Regions from separate parts of the Mus musculus genome. Here all the other regions are linked to region 3. Evidence: chromatin loops called from intact Hi-C (ENCODE). Cell type or tissue: heart. All regions are shown on one strand. Region 1 holds the start of 1810034E14Rik (RIKEN cDNA 1810034E14 gene). Region 2 overlaps Gm36445 (predicted gene, 36445). Region 3 overlaps Cdk20 (cyclin-dependent kinase 20). Region 4 has its middle 2.1 kb from the start of Zfp367. Region 5 holds the start of Mfsd14b (major facilitator superfamily domain containing 14B).

The links. A loop is a pair of places that touch in the nucleus more often than their neighbours do. Peaks named below come from ENCODE experiments on the same cell type or tissue, not always from the same donor. Only the 100,000 strongest peaks of a DNase experiment are listed, where the experiment ranks them.
Region 1: it touches region 3 in a loop (4-fold over the local background); 14 of 42 quality-filtered maps call a loop at or near these places.
Region 2: a loop joins it to region 3, with 2.9 times the contacts of the local background. A loop is called at or near these places in 11 of 42 quality-filtered maps.
Region 4: it touches region 3 in a loop (2.5-fold over the local background); 10 of 42 quality-filtered maps call a loop at or near these places.
Region 5: it touches region 3 in a loop (2.4-fold over the local background); 17 of 42 quality-filtered maps call a loop at or near these places.

What each region holds. Positions count from the first base shown.
Region 1 is chr13:64,246,747-64,250,746 of GRCm38, forward strand. It overlaps Cdc14b (CDC14 cell division cycle 14B), which reads right to left. Exons shown (of 14, transcript NM_172587.3): 2 at 482-572. It overlaps 1810034E14Rik (RIKEN cDNA 1810034E14 gene), which reads left to right and starts at 1,954. Exons shown (of 3, transcript NR_045798.1): 1 at 1,954-2,457. In heart, CTCF peaks have their summits at 2,281 (motif pointing right) and 3,811 (motif pointing right); DNase peaks (open chromatin) are centred at 1,885 and 2,245; H3K4me3 peaks cover 1,779 bases; H3K27ac peaks cover 1,528 bases.
Region 2 is chr13:65,241,589-65,245,588 of GRCm38, forward strand. Gm36445 (predicted gene, 36445) reads left to right here. Exons shown (of 4, transcript NR_165655.1): 1 at 1-584. Among named protein-coding and RNA genes, the nearest start is that of Gm36445, 2.1 kb to the left of the region's middle. In heart, a CTCF peak has its summit at 1,889 (motif pointing left); a DNase peak (open chromatin) is centred at 333; H3K4me3 peaks cover 1,552 bases; H3K27ac peaks cover 1,173 bases.
Region 3 is chr13:64,437,218-64,441,217 of GRCm38, forward strand. Cdk20 (cyclin-dependent kinase 20) reads left to right here. Exons shown (of 8, transcript NM_053180.2): 6 at 172-295; 7 at 660-815; 8 at 1,564-2,504. The coding sequence ends at 1,761. Among named protein-coding and RNA genes, the nearest start is that of Cdk20, 6.7 kb to the left of the region's middle. In heart, a CTCF peak has its summit at 2,082 (motif pointing left); a DNase peak (open chromatin) is centred at 2,074.
Region 4 is chr13:64,153,264-64,157,263 of GRCm38, forward strand. No RefSeq gene overlaps it. Among named protein-coding and RNA genes, the nearest start is that of Zfp367, 2.1 kb to the left of the region's middle. In heart, a CTCF peak has its summit at 2,196 (motif pointing right); DNase peaks (open chromatin) are centred at 158 and 768; H3K4me3 peaks cover 1,268 bases; H3K27ac peaks cover 2,702 bases.
Region 5 is chr13:65,110,509-65,114,508 of GRCm38, forward strand. It overlaps Mfsd14b (major facilitator superfamily domain containing 14B), which reads right to left and starts at 2,474. Exons shown (of 12, transcript NM_133680.3): 1 at 1,996-2,474. The coding sequence starts at 2,109. In heart, no CTCF peak of the experiment used is centred here; a DNase peak (open chromatin) is centred at 2,483; H3K4me3 peaks cover 1,795 bases; H3K27ac peaks cover 1,454 bases.

The DNA of each region.
Region 1 (4,000 bases), 190 kb before region 3:
AAGGAATTATTCTGGTAAACAATACCTACATAATTATTCAACAAGTGAGCTAGAGTTATGCACCTCATTAGCAGAGAGCTCAGCTACTTGCACCAGATCTTGTTACCTCCCCCTAACATAGCCCTACACACACACACACACACACACACACACACACACACCAATCGTAGAATAACTAACCTCAATTTAAAAAAAAAAATTGTTCTTGACATATTATCCACTAGCAAAACCAGTATTTTACACATTCTTATTTTACACAGCTCTATAGTATAAACTATAAGAATAACTAATCAGGGTTTAAATAGAGGTTCTTTGTATCCTCAAAGATCTTTTTTTTTTTAACCAAGAATCTGAAACAGCACCCAGCTGCAAGTGTTTTTCAGATATACAATTTTTCCAAGCCTATGTCATCTGCACACATACCTAGAGATTCCTCAGAGGAAATTTCAAAAGTTTGAGTCTTCCAAGAGGCAATACTTACTTCTCATACTCTAGCTCGTTATCTATGCTGAAATAATGTTCGTTTGTTGCACTCTTTGGTCTGCTGTAGAGAATGGCAAAACAAAGGCGATCTGCAATGGAAAACAGCAGTGTTCTTTTCTTCAAGTTCTTAAACAGGTGTCCCCAGCCAAGACCCAACTCCTTTCTGATGAATTCAAAGATGGCTTGTTTGATTTTGTTGTGTCCCCCCCACCCCACCCCATGTTTCAGATGGCAGAGGTGACAATGTGTAACTTCAAAAAGTCTCTTTGGTGAATATTAATAAATAAGCAAAGCTTTAAAGAAGAAATTGTCTTAATCTTAGTAAGGACCATGGTGGTAGGTGATTATTTCATGTAGTGGTACTGTTTCAGTTTCTGCAGCAACTAGACTAAGAAATTTCAGGAAATTCAGCATACCTCTGATAGCTAGCCTATAACCATGCATTAAGTTTACGATGACACACTGAAAATACATGTAGCAATACATGAAAATACATGTTGCTGTTTACAACTATAGAACACAAGGTGGTATGTTTATACAATTAATCTCATAGATACGTATTTTTTAAATTGGAATCACTGCTTTGGGTTTCTTATAAATTGCTGTTTAAAATCAAGGTGAATGTGAGGGGAGGCCAGACTGGGGTAGAATCTGTGTTGCATGAGTCAGATGCTGTGGAGTTCAGCAAGAAGGGAAGTGATGTTCAAAGGCTCCATCCATCTTTATTCCCACCAACCCCCAGAAAAAGGCAACATCTTAACAGCACTCAGATACCTACACCCAAAACATGGCAAAAATCAAAGTGGTAAGAAACAAGAGCCGAGACGTCCTTTTCTCAAATGGTACTTTAAACTTTCCAATCTGTATCTCCTCTCTCAGAACAGCTGCAAATATCTCCTAGTAAATGCAACAAACTTCTTGCAGCCGCATTCAAATGGGTGACAGGGCTTTGTCCTTTCTAATCACAAATGACCTTTGATCTTTGGCTGGACTGGGAATTTCACCAGCTCCCACACAGGGTGGGTGGAGAGGCTGTAGGACATAGGGGTCACAAGCACATTAAGGCACATTAAGGTTTACCCCCAAAGTCAGTGGACCCAGAAAGGAGGCCAGTTGGGCTCCTAGGGCAGCAAGTCGCTCCTCCAGCCATCCTAAGTCCTGCCCCGTGCACTCACCTCGGATCACCTCGGCCATCAGAGGGGTCCCTGCGCCCTCCCGTCTCATGACTCCAAAGCATCTGGAAAGCAGGGCAAGAGAAGGACCCGCGAGTCTGGGATGACCGCGACGGACGGACGGGAAGAAAAAAAAAGAAAGTGTGACCACACCCCCAAAGTCTAAAAAACAGTGAAGTTTAAAGGGCCGCGCCCATGCATGGGCACGGAAACGCCCTGGCGGGTGACAAGCAGCAGACTGGGAGCCAACCCCGGAAGTCCAAACTCTAGGACGTCCCTGGGGCAGCCAGGGGCCAGTCTCCTGCAAAAGGGGCCAGGCCCACGGGCAGGCGCGACCAGAGGTCAGCCGCCCTGCAGAGGGAGAAAGAGAGAAGGAAAGAGACCTGGCCCACGAGCACACGCAACTAGGTCCAAGTGTCCTGCAAAGGAAGAAAGCAGACACACAGGCACGCGCGGCCAGAGACCAGATGTCTTGAAAAGGGAGCGACTAAGCTAGCTTTGGGTACACTGGGCCAGCTCAAAACCGGCTGGCCGGTACGACCCAGGCACGCGTGATAAAGGATTTAGAGGCCAGGCCGGCGCAACCTTCCCCACAAACTCGGTCTCCCGCCCACCACCGCTGCCTGCCACCAGGGGGCACTCCCCGACCCAAGCAACGGAGAGTCACAGCTCAGATCAGACAGGCCTGCACCTGGGCTCTTGCACCAGAGTTCGGAAACTGCCAAGTGACTCTGCTGGAGTTGGACATGAATATAATCCAGTACGTGGAGGCAGAAAGAGGAAGGAAGATCAAGAGTTCAAGGTCAGTCTCCCCTAAAGAAAACTCATCAGGTAAAAGTACTTGCCCTTCAATGTTGTAAGCCTGAGGACCAGAGTTTAATGCCCAGAAACCACTCTACAAAGTTATCCTCTGACCTCCCCACACAGTGGGGGTAGGGCGCACAAATTTTTAATTAAAATAAATGTAATACTCCGGTCATTTGCTATGTTAAAGGTATGGGGATGGTCTAAAAGCAAAACAGTTGATGTGCTTCCTAGCAACCATTCACAGTTTTCAGTCTATGTTCTTAATCTCAAGGGAACAAGTTAACACACAGGATGGGATGGAGTTGACCCCACTTTTGTTGGGTGTCATATGGTGCTGAGTCTGTAGATCTTTATTACCTCCCCAAGTTTTCCCAAACTTTCTACAGAAAAGTGCTGAGAAGTGAAAAGTCGCCAATGAAAGTCCCTTGAAAGAAAATGAAAAGGGCAAGTTCTCCTAAAAATGACACATTATTTGTGATCCCCAAAGACCTGCATATTTCTTAACCTTATTCTAGAATCTCAGATGTATCAGACTGAGATCATGACCTACCTCTCTCTCTCTCTCTCTCTCTCTCTCTCTCTCTCTCTCTCTCTCTCTCTCTCTCTCTCTCTCTCTCTCTCTGTCACACACACACACCCCACAGCAGTCAGTATGGGGCACGGATTCTTTCTATACTTGTACCTGTAGCTCTGGCTGTCCTAGAACTCACTCTGTAGACCTGAGTTTGGCCTCACACTCAGAAATCCGCCTGCCTCTGCCTCCCAAGTGCTGGGATTAAAGGCGTGCGCCACCACCGCCCTGGCGATACATTCCTTAGTTTTCACAGTAATAAACAATAAGCAAGTCAAGAATATTCTAAATTCACCAAGCAAACCCAGTTTCAATTATATTATTACAAAAATTACAGAAATGCCATTTTAAAGTTTGAGGTTTTTTTTTTTCTTTTCATTATTATGTGTGTGTGGCAGTCAGAGGACCACTCTTTGAGGTCCTTTCATCTCCTGCCACCTTGTGAGTTCCAGTGACCAACCTAAAGTCATCAGGCCGTCTTGCAAGCACCCCTACCCGTGAGGATGCCTTCCATGTGTGCCTTAAAACCTGTGTGCCTGCAACTACTGACACCTAAGTCAGAAAATTGTTAAGCAGTTTTAGCATTTTTTAGAGCAGATGACCCAGCATGAAACAAAGGAGAGTAAGAAAGATTTATGCCTTTTTATAGCTTTTGAACTTTTGGTTACATATTATCTATTCAAAAGGGCAAGATTTTGAAAACTAAGCTTGCAGGGTAATGTTTATTCAAAGCTAAATTCATATTGAGATGTGAAGCACTTCATGAGGCTGCCTGAAGAGGGCCCTCTCCACACACTGAAAGGTGTGCACTCTCTAATCTTTGGAAATTGCACGATTTTGACTTTTGTTTGCTTGCTTACTTTGTTTTGGTTATTTTTTGCTTTGTTTTTTTTTTTTTTTTTTTTTTTTTTTGAGACAGTGTCTCTCTATATCCCCCTGGCTGTCCTGGAACTTAACAGGTAGGTCA
Region 2 (4,000 bases), 800 kb after region 3:
CGGGCCAGTCTGTTGGCCCATCCCGCACCTCCGTCGCCGCCATGCCGCCTGGGAAGCCGCTGCAGCCTCGGCTGCAGATTAAGATGTACCAGCTGTTCCTGTGCTGGATCCGCGATCCCAATACACACCGCGCTCTGCCGGACCGGCTGCGGCGCATCCAGGACGCGACCCCCGACCCTGCGACCTCTGACTCGATCACCCGTGACCCCGTAATACCCCACCCTGCGAGCCCCGACCCCAAGACCCTTGACCTCTCTAACCGTGAACCACTCGTGACTCCGAGTCTCCCGACCCCGCCACCCACGATGCCGCAACACCCCACCACTCGACCTCTGACCCTGCCCACGCGCTGTCCCTTGGCGCCCCCGCCTGCGCCCGACCAGCACGAGGCCGGAGGAGGACGACGACGACAACAGGACCTAGAGAGGTGAGTGACAATGTGGAAGCCTAGACGGGGGGGGGCGGGGGGTTGTGACGTCACAGGAGGACATCTGAGGTCATGGGAATCCCTAGCCGGTGGGTGGGGGAGGGACCAGGACGTGGAGTGGCCGAGGCTGTGAGAGGAGGAAGATAGGCGTATACCGGTACAGTCGGGGTCACAAGGCAATATAGATGTTGGGGTCACAGGTTAGGAGTTCACGTATGTTATCGGGGTCAAGTGTGAGGGCAGCTCCAAATAACAGGTCAAGGGTCACGTGGGATGTCAGAGGTTACCTCAGTGGACAGGGAGCACCGCGCCATCCCAGAGACACTCTGTGACCCCCCACTCCCACCCCGCCGAACTCGGACCCCCGCCCGGGCACGCGTGACCGTTCCTTGGGTGGTGACTGGAATGACCCTGCAGTGCTGTAGGCGCTGGTGGAGCTGGCCTGGGGTTGCAACTTCGTTTTTCTGTCCTGGTTCCGCAGGACTTCGGGCAGGCGCGGGGGTGGGTAGGGCGGAATCACGGGTGTCCCAGGGCTGTTTCGTGAATGCCACGTGTGGGCTCCGTGTCCCCGTTAGGGACCTGAGTGGCGATGGTTAGGGGGCGTGGCCACGGCGGACAGTGTGACCTCACAGGGTCACTGCCAGGAAGGAAGGGGGAGAGAGGTGCACCAACCCTGATAGCTGTGTTCCAACCAGCACACCTGAGAGTGACTCTAAAGAGACCTGAGGGGTCAAAAGCCTGGTCTTCGGGGTCATCTCTGAGCAGCTGCTTTGGCCTGAGTCTAAAAATGTTCCGGCTAATCTCCTTGCCAGGGGTGGGGGCTGGGGCGGGGCCGAAGCTGCTGCGGGGCAGGATGGGGCGGGGGTGAGAGTGACCAGAGGGGTCAAGAGTGGCCTGAATCTCTGCCTGTGACCCTGGCACCCCCTGCCCCTGCCCCATCCTTTGATGCTGCAGTTGTGCCTTTCCACTGTCCTCTCCATCCTGCTCCCTGCAGGTCCAGGCCTGCAGGGAGGAGCACCCCCCTCCTCTGCAGCATCCCTGCCTTGTATTTCTCCCCCTCCTCGCAGCCCCCTCTTCCCCCAGGGCACCCCCTCAACCCCCAGGCCCTGGCTGTTTATGATATCATCGCAAAAGGCTGACTGTAAAGATGAGTCATTGTTGTTCTTTGTGTCAGTGGCTTGTCTGTCAAATTTTTCTCTGTGTGTTTTGGTTTTTGGATTTTTCTTGAGTATTTGTGGAGGGAGATGACCAAAGCGAATGTGGAACACCACTGCAATGATACTCTGGAGAGTCATAGCCACAAAGGGCTTGGAAGATGTTCCAGAGTCTGGTATAGGGGACGGTGTGCCCGTGGTAGTAATTGCTCGGAAGGTTAGAGCAAATTTACAGCTGCCATCCTATCTATCTTCATTTTCTACTCTGTGCAAATGGAGGAATCTGCTGGGTGGCCTTTACCTCCCCCTTGTGGCTGTCTTTTATGTGTGTGACACTACTATTCTGTGACTGAGAGGAAGAGACTTTCCATCCCAATCAATTTAGTTACTCACCTTGGAGTTAAATCCTTACCAAGAGGACCAGGACCTACACTGCCCATGACGGAAAGCTCTTCAAGACAGCATCCAGGGCAAAATCAAGCTCTCCCTACCCTGTTTTACAGGTTGGAAAGGACAAAGACCTCATTTATCCCCCATGTGATTGACTCTGTTCCCAGGCCATATGTGACTCTGTAGTTTTGAACTTGGAGCTGTCAGTAGATAGAAAGTTCTTCATCCATTCCAACAAAGTTACCATATCTTCCTTAGACCAGCAGTCTTATTTCAAGGTCTGTTGGGCAATCTGCTCCTCTGTTTACCTTCCTGCTGTTTTAGCCATCTCTTTAGTTTCACTGGCCTAGGAACCCAGGGTTAAAGACAGCTCACCCCAGGGCAGCACAGGCTCTGAACTCCCCATTTCAGTGTATCCTTCCTTGCTCTGAGCTAGCTGCATTTCCCATTTTGTCCTGACTCAGCCCCAACTCCAACTCCCTCTTGTGGTGTCAGGACCTCCTGTAATGGTTAGCTCAGGTTTTGGGCTTTTACAAGTTCCTCATTTATTACTGTCTCTGTGTTATAATTGTCTTAAATTTTCAACATTTCAGAGCTACAGTCATTTGAAGGAGCCTTATAATTGAGGGTGTGCGCTCAGCAGAATGCCTGCTTTCTGTATCTATGAGAGAGAGTGTTGATGATTGATATGGGAAGGCTCTTCTACTGAGGGTGTCAATATTCCTATGCAAGTGGGTCTGGGCTAGATGAAGCTAGGTGGGAATGTGACAGTGACCAAGCAAGAAAGCAAGCCAGGAAACAGTGTTTGTCCTTCGTTTTTCGTTTTTTTCCCCTTCATTCTCTGCCTTTAGTTTCTATTTTAACTTTCCAGAATGATGGACTGTGATCTGACAGAACCATGTACAACAACCATTTATTACCTGAGATGATTTTACTCAGGATTCAATCACAGCAGCAGAGTAGCAAGTTAGAACATTAACAACCCAAAAAAATGGTATCAAAATGAGATTTTGTTGTTAGAATCTATGTTCTCTTTTGAAGGAGTGTGGAAAGTATCAGAAAATGAGATGGCAAAAGTCATAGAAAGCTGTACATGGAGCTTAATTGGTTGCTCTCATAGGACCTGGAAGATTGGAGTGTTGACAGTATTGCAGCCAGAGGAAGTTCAGGTTATAGTATGTCAGTGGAAAATAGACTTTGTGAGAAATTTAGCTAGAGGTCATTTGTGTGATATTTTGGCCAAAAATCTTTCCTACTCAGCTTTTTCCCTGAAATACTGAATAGGGCAAAAATCTAAAAATTATGTACTAATTTGTATATTTTTATTCTATTTACATGTATTTCTTCACTTTTCCCATTTATTTATTTATTCAATTTACATTCTAATCGCTATCCCCTCCCCATTCCATATTACACAGTCCCTCATACCTGACTCCTTTTTATCTTCCCAGGGAGGGTGGGAACCACTTGAGTATCCCTCAACCTTGGCATGTCAAATCTGCAGGTTAGGCACATCCTCTCCTACTGAGGTCAAACAAGGCAGCCAAGTTAGGGGAATAGTTTGGACAAACAGGCAACAGCTTAAGGGTCATCCCCCACTCCAATTGTTGGGGGACCCTCGTGAAGACTGAGTAGCACATAAACTACATATATGGTGGGGGCCTCAGTCCATCCTTTGTATGTGGCCTTCAAATATTGCCTTGAGTGTCAGAAGAGACTTTAGACATTGAACAGTGCAGGGTCTCCTACACACTATGAGGATCACTGTAGACTGAATGCATTTTCATCACAGGATGAACATGAGCCTATAGTGTCCAGGGTCTAAATGCAGTTGATTTTTTAAAAAAAAAGTTCTAGATAAGATGGAACTTGTGGAAGTTCTTGTAGGAGGAGCCTTTCCAGATTCGTTTTGGGGAGATGATAGTGTGTATGAGTTAAAAATAAAATTGCTTTCTTGCTTTTTTGTTTGTTTCTCTAATAAGTTATATATTCATTATAACCCTGATCACTGTCCCAACTCTAGGTCCCT
Region 3 (4,000 bases):
CTCTAAGAGTCCTGGAGCTGCAGGACTCTGTTCTAGATATCTGTGGAGGAATGATACATGGCTGCCCTGGGAACCTCTGGACCTTGATCCTGATGTGAGGTGTTAAAGCTCGTGTGAGTAGCTTGATCACTCACGTGTGACATCTCCCACCGCTTAGCTCTGTATCCACAGGGCTGTGGGCTGCATCATGGGAGAGCTGTTGAATGGGTCCCCCCTGTTCCCGGGCGAAAACGACATTGAACAACTGTGCTGTGTGCTTCGCATCCTGGGTACCCCGAGTCCTCGAGTCTGGCCGGTTAGTAGCAACCATTGTTGCTGGGGAGGGGCCACACTTGCTCTGTTCCCCAGTAGGAACTGGCTTCTCCCTATGTAGGTGTCTTGGGCCCCACTCCCTCTTGACCAATGAAGACCAAAGTCTTGGCGCTGCAGGAGGGACAGGTTTTATCTGGTCTCAGTAAGCTGGGCAAGGAGCAGGCCTTAGAGAGTGGGGGGAGCTGAAGGAGAGAGCCATTGTGGGTGGTGATGGACTCTGGGCTGAATGAAGAACAGAATGAACACCTGATCAGGTGGGAGAGCTGGATCAGGTGTGGTGGGAGAGCCTGATAAGGGGTGGTGGGCGGGGCTGCTCTCATTGCCTTTTTTTTCTCCTCTGGGCTCAGGAGATCACAGAGCTGCCTGACTACAACAAGATCTCCTTCAAGGAGCAGGCACCAGTGCCCCTGGAGGAGGTGCTGCCTGATGCCTCTCCCCAGGCCTTGGACCTGCTGGGCCAGTTCCTCCTCTACCCTCCACGACAGCGTATTGCAGCCTCCCAGGTAGGGTTAAAGGTTGACCCTTGACCCTGCCAAGCCAGAGACGCTTAGAACCCGCGTAGGGTGGAACCCTTGGAGGTGGGGTTTTGATGGAGTGTTCTCCAGGAGGCTTCGGGAGAGAAGTCAGTGACCCCTGCCCTCTGTCCAGCCCCTCCCCCTTGTCAGTGGGTCTTGCCTGCAGTTGCAGGTGTGAGTGTTGTCTCTTTCTCACCCTGACTGCTCTTGCTGTGTTCCTAGCCCTCCTGTGTTTGCTCCTCTCAAGCCCTAGGCTTTCCTTTGGGCTTGTGCTCCTGGGACCCAGCTCTTCAAAGCCTGCAGCATCTCTCTAGTCCTCCTCAGCCTTTCCACCCAGCTTTATTATATGGTTTGTCCTGGGAGACACGAACGAGTGTCTGTTCACTGCAGAAAGGACACTGATAACAAATCTGACCTGAGTCGGGCTTTAGTATTAGGTACTTCCTGGGACTTGTGTGTTTTCAAGGAGCCTCCTGCCCAGAGGGAATGTTTCAATTGGGAAGGAATAGCTAGCTACACCACAAGCTCTCTTTGTTGCCGGGGACATACTGTGCATTTTGCCCCTTTCTCTGGTTTATGTCTCCCACCCCTTCCTCTGTTGGCAAGAATTTTTGGCTCACTGAAATGTTCCCAGCTGTTGGGACAGTGCTCCAGACATAGGCACGTCGGCAAGGTTTGCTGAGTCAGTTGAATGATTTTGGGGATACATAATGACTGGATTTCTTGCTACCCCCAGGCCCTTCTGCATCAGTACTTCTTCACAGCGCCTCTGCCTGCCCATCCATCCGAGCTGCCAATTCCTCAGCGCCCAGGGGGACCTGCACCCAAGGCTCACCCAGGGCCCCCCCATGTCCACGACTTCCATGTGGATCGACCTCTTGAGGAGTCACTGTTGAACCCAGAACTGATTCGGCCCTTCATCCCAGAGGGGTGAGATGCTGGTCCAGGCCTTCCTGCTCGCCCTAGGAGCACCTCTTTCTGATTTGCCTCCATGGCCTCCCCACGGCTATATATACCACACCTGGTCCTGCTCCTTAGTGTGCTTGAGGGCTGGGCTCTGGGAGGCAGAACCGTGAGATGTTCATCCCAGCAGAGAAAGAGACTCACGTCCTACAGACAAAGCCTCCAGAAACTGCTAGCTGTGTCCTTCTCCAGGGCCACCCCTCAGTGGTGCCACCCGGCCTTAGAGATGATTGTCAGGCTCTGTCCCCTCTTCAAGGACATTGGTACTACAGCACCACCTGGTGGAAGCACAGAGTATAAGCTGTCTTCATACCGGGGACACAGCTGGGAAGTCAGACATGTTTTAGTTTTGGTTCCACTGGGTCAGGATTTGAGGTTCATATAAAAGCCCTGGGTGTTTCTGTCTAATTGCACCTTGTCTGTTGCTGTTAGGGAAAGGACAATGGTGGGCCTTGATTCACAGGGGTCAGGTACTCAGAAGAGGCCTCCTGTGAAGGCCATTTGGGTCCTCAGGCTTCCCATGCTATTCACGGGACTTGAGTGCTCATTTGGGAGCGAGAGTCCAGAAGCTGAGGCCCAGGGATGGACAGTCCAGTTCCCGAAGCACACTTCCCACATGTCGGGTGGGTCAGTCAGTGAGCCTGAGGCTGCCTTGCAGATGCGGAAGCAGACATTCCTGGAATCCACTCAGTAAATAAATTCCAGTGTGACTCAGCCAGCTTGTGTTTTATTTCATAGGGATATATTAAGATGAGTCTAAAACAGTGACTCTCTACCTCCCAATGCTGCAACCCTTTAGTTCTTCATGTTGTGGTGACCCCCTGCCCCAACCATAAAATTATTTTTGTCATACTGCATTAACTGTAATTTTGCTACTGTTATGAATTATAATGTAAATATCTCACATGTGATTCCCAAGGGGGTCAAGACCCACAGGATGAGAACCACTGGTCTAGATCCTGCGATGTCGAGGAGGGGGGAGCAGAGAGAAGATGATAAAAGGACTTGTGTGTTGGCCATTCAGATTTACTGCAGGGTTATATAACAACTAAGACAGGATATCGTTTCAGGGATGGATTAGATAGGATCTTAACTATCCATTATTCAGATACATAACAAAATCTGGTAGTGGTTGTGGTGTATGCCTGTAACCCCACTCAGGGGTCTGAGGTGGGAGGGTTCCTAAGAGTAGAAGGCCATGCTAGGCTACAGTGCAAGATCCTGTCTCAAAAAAATGCATATATGTGTGTATATGTGTATATATGCATATGTATGTACATGTGCATGCATGTATATAATATACACACATAGGAGAGATGTCATATTTTTAAAATGTTTGTTGTAGGCCTGACATGAATTGGTTGTTCTGTGAGTCCTGGCAGCACAGAGGTGACTAACAGGGCTGGCTCCTGGCCTGAATGCCTACAAGGAAGAGCGCAGATGCTGTTTTCAGGATTATGATGCCTTCATAATCCGACCTCTGTTTATTTCTCTGGTCACATCTTTGCAAATTCTAAGGACAGTTGAGCTCCATTGACTTCTTGTAGCTCTTACGTACACACAGGTGGTAGCTTGTGTCTGGACTCTGTTTGGAAATAGTTAAAGGTACAGGCTAATAAAAAGGTAGCCCATTTGGTGATTTCTAAACCGATGCCTTCAGTGACCTCTGCAAAACCTTTCTCTTCTTCTTTTAAAAAGACTTCTGTGATAACCAGGCACACAGGAAACAGTGAAAGGAACAGAAAACATCTGTGGGTTTCCAGATGGTGGACTCACTAGAGACGGTGCAGTAACCACACGTCTTGGTACTTTGTAAAGTGATAAGGTAGAATAGAGTAGGCACAGTTGAAAACCATGTAATACCTGTAACAAAGCACAAATATACAGCATATAGTAGAATGGTTTTACACTCCCTCAACCCCTGTCTGGCTTGATCTTTTCAAGATGAGAAGATAAGGTCGGCTTTGAACTCCCTTTGTGGCAGAGATGATCTTGATATCTTGTCTCCATCTTTCCAGTGCTGGGTCACAAGCCTGTATCACCATCCTCAGCTCATAGTAATTTAAATGCTAAGAGTAAATGTTCTAGCTGGAACAAAGGTGGCTACTTGTATTAAAAAGGAACTGAAACAGGTATTTTCCAGAGTGGAATTATAAATATCAAACTTCTACAAGTAACAGGATAAAAAAATGTGGTATAGTTTGATATCA
Region 4 (4,000 bases), 280 kb before region 3:
GACGAGTGACAGGTCGCGAGAGCCAATAGCCGGGTCCAGGCTGTGTTCCGTCCGGAGGGGGCGGAACCAATTCGAGCGCGGGTCCTTACTGCCACGTCATTGGCCGCCGCTCTCATACTTTTTTGTCTGGAGGGCCAACTGCGTTCGAAAGTCTGTAGGAGCGCGCGTCTTGTCCTGACACACCCGTCGGGAGCCCCACCCTGGCCGGATGACTCCTGCGAAGGTGGGGAGGGGGAAAGAGGCTGTTGATTGGAGGAGCTGCGGGAAAGGGGCGTGGTGGTGGGCGGGGCGAGCATGCTGGGTCCCTCCCCCACCAGAAGAAGAGGGGGTGTAAAGAGGGTAGGAGTCTGGAGAAGTTGCAGTGGAGAGGGCCCTCCCCATCGCCCCACCCAATCCGCCCCCTCCCGCGCGCAGCCAGTTTAAAGGGCTGAGGCCGCGCCCGTCCCACCCCACCCCACCCACGGCTGCTCAAGGCGCCAGCAAAGCACCACTTCTTTTTGGGCGTTGGGGGGTTGTTGTTGGTTTTGTTTTGTTTTTCGAGACAGGGTTTCTCTGCATAGCCCTAGCTGCCCTGGAACTCACTTTGTAGACCAAGCTGGCCTCGAACTCAGAAATCCACCTGCCTTTGCCTCCCAAGTGCTGGGATTAAAGGCATGAGCCACCACCGCCCGGCTTGTTTTTGTTTTGAGACAGGGTCTCTATAGAGTCCTGGCTGCCCTGTAACTCCCTATGTAGGGACCAGGAGGGCCTCGAAGTCAGAGATCCCATTCGCCCCCCCCCCTCCATACACACACACACCCAGTACTGGGACTAAAGACGTGAGTCACCACTCCTGCCTAAGGGCATGGGTTCTTAATGTGAGTCCCGTGACCAGCCCTGCTACGGTTCCCGGACTATTGGTTCTTGCTGCCAGGCTCGGGACCGCGGTGGGACGCATGAGCAACCATTCGCACAGTAGTCAGCTCCCGGTCGTACTTGCTTGCAGTGTTTCCCAGGCAGTCTGATGGTGGTAGCAGTTCAAAGATTTTTTAAAAATCTCTTTAGAGGCTAAAGGATAGAACTGGCAACTGGAGCTCATTTGCTTGCTGCGTTTCCCAGGCAGCCTGTTCCTAGTAGAGACTCCATAAAGATTTTTATATCTGAATGAGTATCCAGTGGTTAAGCGATAGAACCGGTAACTAAACTCCATCAAATACAAAGCTATGCCTAAATTAATTTAGGCACCAGAGTGTTGTTTTAGAGAAAACTGCCTAAATTAACAAATCAAAGCAGCCAATAGTGTGACCTTATTTTTAGCCACATCTTTATTTTGGGTAAATAAACTATACCTAGCAAGATACCGAAGTCAAATTTGACTTTATGGAGAGAAAGTAACTTGTGAACTGAAGTGAAATGTTTCAAGAAGATACATTGAGTAATTTGTATCTTTGAAGTGGGACAAGTAAAAGTATCTTTAAAAAAAAAAAAAAAAAAAAAGAACAAAGCAGCCAGAGAAATGGCTCCATGGTTAAGAGGACTTGCTGCTCCTCCAGGAGACTTGGGTTCCAAGCTCCCAGTGGTGGCAGTATGTGACTTCAGTCCCAGGTGATCTGCTTCCCTCTTGTAGCTTCCTCTGACAATGCATGCACATGATACACATTCAAGGAAGCCAAACACTCATATACATTTAACATTTTAAATTGGATTTCTTTTCTGGAGGCTGGCTGGGTACCACAGCTTGTATCTACTGTATGGGGGGGTGGGGGGCGGGACGGGAAATACAGTCTGATTTTAATAGTCAATCTGGAAACGGAAAGTTCAGCTTTTGTTTCCCACAATGGGATAATATTGTAAACGACAACAGAAACCTTACTACATTGTTTCAAATCCACTAAAATACTTTGTTTCATAGTTGATAGTGAAAGTTTAAAAAATAAAAAAAAAAGATATAGCTATCAGGAACACTTGAATGAAGGGCTGGGCAAGAGGCCCACAGGTTAAACACTGGCCAATAATTACTATTCAACACTAACCTGCTCAAGTGCAAGATGAATCACCCAGAAAGCAGAACACTGACAAGGTTTCTAAAAATTACCCTTGATGAAGGGTAACCTGGCAACTCCACTTGCTTCCAGCCACAAGAGAATGAAAAACATGCCAGGAATGTGGTGAGTTTGATTCTGGGAGAACTGAAGTCACTCTGAGCTGCTTCTTGCTCCACTTTGATGCCACCAGGGGGCTATATGCAATGTGTGCGTATATTCCTGATGTCTATGTTCTGTCCTAGATATAATTAACAGCCTAAGGATGTACACTAACTCTGAAGACACTAAAACCCGTCACAGACGAGCAGTGGTCTCCTGCTGAGACTAAAAAGACAGGGTGCTAGTGCATGCCTTTACTCCCAGCAGGTGTCAAAGGCAGGCGGACCTCAGAGTTTGAGGCCACCCAGGGCTACAGCTACACAGAGAAACAGTCTCCAAAAGCTAAAACTCAGCAAGCAAAAAACCAGCTATACTATTTCAGTGTTCAAAATGTAGTCCCTTGGGGGTGTGGCTTATTGGTACACCTAGGCATGTGTTGTAAGGCTTTGGGCTCAATCCTCAGCATGAAAAAAAGCTACGGAAAAAAAGCTTGATAAAAGTCTGTCAAATCTTTTACAATGTATCCTAAAGCCTTAAAAAGAAAGTAAAAGGGGGCTTTCAACTTGAACATGTAGAACTTGAATAGAGTCAAGAAGCATGACTATTGCTATCAAAGCAAAATTTTTTATCCTGTGTGAGACACAAAACAATTTAAAAAGTATAGAGAGGGCTGGAGAGATGACTCAGTGGTTAAGAGCACTGACTGTTCTTCCAGAGGTCCTGAGTTCAATTCCCAGCAAGTACATGGTGGCTCACAACCATCTGTAATGGAATCCCTCTTCTGGTGTGTCTGAAGACAGCTACAGTGTACTCATATACCTAAAATAAATAAATATATCTTTAAAATATATAGAGAGATTTAGTGTCACATCTAAAAATGTACATGAAGCAGCTTTGAAAATGGAAGCTGAAGGGCTGGAGAAATTGCTCAGCAACATTTGCTGCTCTTGCAAAGGGCTTTGGTTTGATTCCCAGCATGCATGTCTGGTAGCTCATAACTGCCTGAAACTCCAGTTTCAGAGAAACTGACATCCTCCTCTGAACTCTGGGACACCAGCATATACACATAAATATATACAACTTACATTCATTGAGTTCCCAGTATACAAACATCCCTCTTGTTTTCATTAATCCCGAGCAATTTTATCTGATCCTTAACAGATTCTAATAAAATCCCTGGATTAAAGAACCTATTTTAAAGTAATTTTCTAATTTACAACAAATATTAACCTTCTGCTTTGAAACACTACACAGTTCTTGTAATCAACAGTTCATGTTGGTGATATTAAGAGGCATCATTTAATAAAGGCTAACAAAGTACTATCTGTGAGGTGTCTAGAAAATGGAACATGGAAATTAAGAAGAATGAGGCACATGATGCTTTATATACTTATACCTACAGAAATGAAATAACTACCTTATGTCTAGACAGACTATTACCAACATTAGCCAAGAATCTATGAAGAACAACTCACAAGCCCTGATTTTATAGCCTGGTCTAATATAACTAAAGAAGCATCCAGCAAAAGAGTTACAGGCTAACTTTGTTACTTTGTTTTCTGGGATGATCTGAGAGGTCACAGTTTCAAAGCAAAGGACAGAGAAAGGACAAGTGGAAGAAAGGAGAGAATAGAACCAATGCTATCTGTCTTAATTAGCTTTAACTATCAACTTGACACAGCCTAGATGCACATGAGAAGGGAGTCTCAATTGAGAGTGTCCAGACCAGTTTGCCTGAGGCAATTCTGTGGTAGATTGTCTGTTAACAGATCAGAAGCACAATTCCCTGGGGGAGGTGTTCCTGGATTGTATAAGAAGGTTAGCAAAATATCAGTCTATGAGTAAGCCAGCAAGCACCATTCCTCCATGGATCCTTC
Region 5 (4,000 bases), 670 kb after region 3:
AAAGTTCTTGTTTCAAGCACATTGGTTTTAGACTGGGGTCTGGCTCCTTTCTAAATTAGAAAATGGGAAAGAACTGAATATTTTTTATCATGGTAAGGGCTCACAAGGAGAGTATGACCATTCAGAATCCATACATGGGCTGAGGAGATAGTTCTGTAAATACCTGACATACAAGCCAAAAGGATCTGAGTTCATATCTAATATATATATAAAAAGCTGGGCAAGGTGAATGTGCTGGTAACCCAAGTACTGGGATTAGCAGGAAGGGATGGGATGTAGCCAGGTGTGGTGGCACACGCCTTTAATCCTAGCACTCGGGAGGCAGAGGCAGGCGGATTTCTGAGTTCGAAGCCAGCCTGGTCTACAAATTGAGTTCCAGGACAGCCAGGGCTATACAGAGAAGGGATGGGATGAGTGTACGAAGCAGAGATAGGAGGATCCTTGAGACTCACTAACCAGCCAGTCTAGAAAGGCTGTGAGCTCCACGTTGAAGGAGCTTTGGTTTCAAAACATAAGGTTTCAAAACATATGTGCTCTTGAACCCACACACAGTATACATAAACAGTAAATATATAAAACAAATTTAAAAGAGTCAGGTAGAAAGAAATAGAGAAAAAATACCCTACACTGACTTCTAGCTGGCACATTCCTTGGGCTTGGCTTGGCTTGTCCACTAATTAGTACTGTCCATCCACTAGTGGAAGCCAAGAAGGTGAACTGGTAATTTAGTTTCATTTAGAAAGTAAAGTGTAACCTATTTAATGAGAAAAACCAATTTTACAGAAATTACCCCACAAGGTAAGCTTTCTACATTAGAAAAACCTTAGCTTTGGGAAAAAAAATTATCCCCCTATGCTTCTTCAATACATGACCATTTAACAGATCAGGCACTGAGTGGTAAAACTCTGGTAGAATCAGGACTAAAAGCCAGCTCTACTCTAGGTCTAAAACATCAAGGAAATGAGCCACAAGAATGCAGACAGAACAAGACTTTAAGGTCTGTACTTGGCAGACTTTTGAGAGTTGCAGCAATTTTGTACCTAGTAAGCCCTTACTAAAATATACTATGTGATATAGTATGTGGTTCTGTTTTACCTCAAAATTTTTGCATGTTTGAATTTTGACTTGAGATTTCATTCTGCATACTACTAATTCTCTACCCTCCCAATTGTACCAAAGATGAATTCACACAGTCAAGTATGCACTTGGAACCACTTAGTATTCTTTAACAGAAATTAAATATGCAAGCTTAAAAACAGGAAAAACACATGACCACACATATCATATTTAAATAAATTCCTATTTCTCATTGAACAAACTTTCCCATAGTTGCAAGAGTTTGTACTCAATTCACTGCAAAACTTTAAGTTTTAAGTCCTAAGTAGATCCTTCCCCAAAAATCCTTTTTATACTTATGACTGAAGAAATGACATTAGTCCCTGTGCTTAGTTTCCAACCATTAAAAGAAGAAGAAGAAAAAGTGGCACTGGTAAGGTCTGTACTGTGAATCCAGGTCAAGGAAAATAAGCCTTCCCTAGCTGTCAAACTCATCTCAACTTTACATGTCACTAAAGGAGATCAGGCTGAACTTTCACCTTCAGGTACAGAGATCTTCAGCTTCCTCTTACTACACTAAGGCCACTTCTGAAACCCAGAGGAGGAGGAAGTATCAGGCGCCTCCCACTTTGACCTCCAGCATCCCTGTAGGCAATTCCGGAGACTGCGAAAAATGAAGGCTTTAAGACAGACTGACACACACACACTGTCTAAGTTGCTGTGGACAAAATCTGTGCCCAGAAGATTTCTGTCAATTTGCACAGAATTATATCCAAATTATATTACTGTCCCGCGTCTGGTGGCTTTTGAATCAATAACCAAATCTCCTAGAGGTTCGTCTGGGGAGGAGTTGATAGGAAAGCCAGCTTTTCAAAGAACCTGGCTCTCCTAGAACAGCCACAATCCCAGAGTCCCTGTCCGAACCCAGTCAAAACTTACCCAGCTGCCGCTCGCGGCCTGAGCGCTCCCGCGCTTCTCAGGCATGGTTGACGCCTTGGGTGAGGCCACCGCCTTCCACCTCGGCTCCTCCGGCGACTCCCCGTCCGTGCTCATGCCGCCGTCATGCCAGAGCAGGTTCGGAGCGCTCCAAGACACTGGCGACGCCGCCACTGCGGCGGCGGGGCCCGAGCCTTCATGGGCTCCGCGATCCGCAGCGGCCTGCCGCTCGGGCGGCGGCGCCAGTGGCGACACCGGCTGCTGAGAGGACGCCGAGGCTGGATCCGTGCAGGAAGCGAACAGGGCCCTCAACTATTCAGTGGTGGTCGTGAACACAGGACCCCGACACTGGCAGTGAGTAGTTTTCAGTAGCGCCCGAACAGTCGGGAGACGGCGTCCCGCCCGGAGAACTCAGCAAAGGCAGCTCCCGCCTAGAACGCCCACCCCTCTCCAGAAGCTCGGGCAAGCTCCGCCCAGACTGCGTAGCGCATCAAAACTGCGTCATCTTCTAGGGACTCCAGGCCTATAGATTTTAACGGAGACTGGAAGGACCCAAAGCGTTCCTGATTGGATTAGACTGCCCGCGAGTCCTAGGGACTGTTTACTCCTACCCCGGGCTAGAATTCCAACTGCACGTCATCCCACCTTCCCCCTTTTCGTGGGTTTTAGGGATCTGACTTGGGTCCTTAGGTAGCATAGGAACTGAGTTCTTTCCAGCCCCTACCCCAAGTAAATGATTTTTTACTAGATATTTTCTTTATTTACATTTCAAATGTTATCCCCTTTCCTAGGATGATAGTTATAAAAAGAACAAACTGACACACAGCCCCTGGAACTGTAATCCTGCAATGGGGAAGTGGTCTACAATTGACAGGATTTCAGAAGCCTCCAACCATGCACTGATTAACAGAAAATTACACAGAATATATTGCTCAGTGGTAGAGCACTTCCCTGGTATTCCAATAGGCTCTAGCTATGCTCACTCCCCAGAGGCAAGCACGCACGCTCGCACTTACTAAACCTAGAACTTTCTTATCCACAATCTCAGGCAGATTGTCCTCAACCCTTCTTCATATATGACCCAGGCTGGCCTTAAATACATGTTGATGATCTTGCCTCAGTTTTCCATATGCTGGGTGTCGGTTTAAGCCACCACACTGGACATTGTTCTTAATTGTTAAATATAACTGGAGACAGAATGTTTAAACAAGTCAAGCACATTTACAGATTTCTGTCATTTTTGTAAATTATATTGTTAATCTCACAGACGTGAATCGAAAGATCACCAACCCAAATTATGGCCAGTTTAAAGCAAGATTTATTGTGTACAAACCAGAGACAAATCAGCAGCTGTCTCCCCCTAAAACGGGGTTCACAATACCAGCCCCAAGCCAACTTCTCAAGCCCTTTATATAGGGCAAAACCATGGGGTGGGGGATTTTGCATGGAATCGTAGATACAGAAGTGAAACCAGGTGGTCAAGGTTAAAGTGGGTCATGGAACAATGGGTATTGGTATAGAACATTCTCAAAAACAGGTAGCTGGGGCGGGAGGTATTACAGTACATTCTATGGTTACTGGGCTAGGGTGCAGCCCATCTCTGAGAAATATATAAACTTCAAGTTTTATAGTAAACAGAAACTTAACTTGGCTATAGACTCGAATTGAGATGGGCTGGCTTCTCAATATCCTTTAATGAGCCTAAGTTTTCCTTCTGTTTCAACCATGTTTTGTTGATTCTGAGCCTGCCCTCTATACTACCTACACAAAAACATCTAATACCATTTGGTTAAAATGCCAGCCTGGACCTCGTGTCTTTCAGATATTCTTTGAATAAATTCCAGTTTGTGAAAACTCAAATTGAACTGCAATGATTTAAATGTAACCTGGAGGACTGGAGGGATGACGCAAAACTAAAAGCACTTGCTGTCCTTGCAGAGGACAGAAGTTCTGTTCCCAGCACCAGCACCAGTGTGGCATCACACAACTGTAACTCAAGATTTGGGGG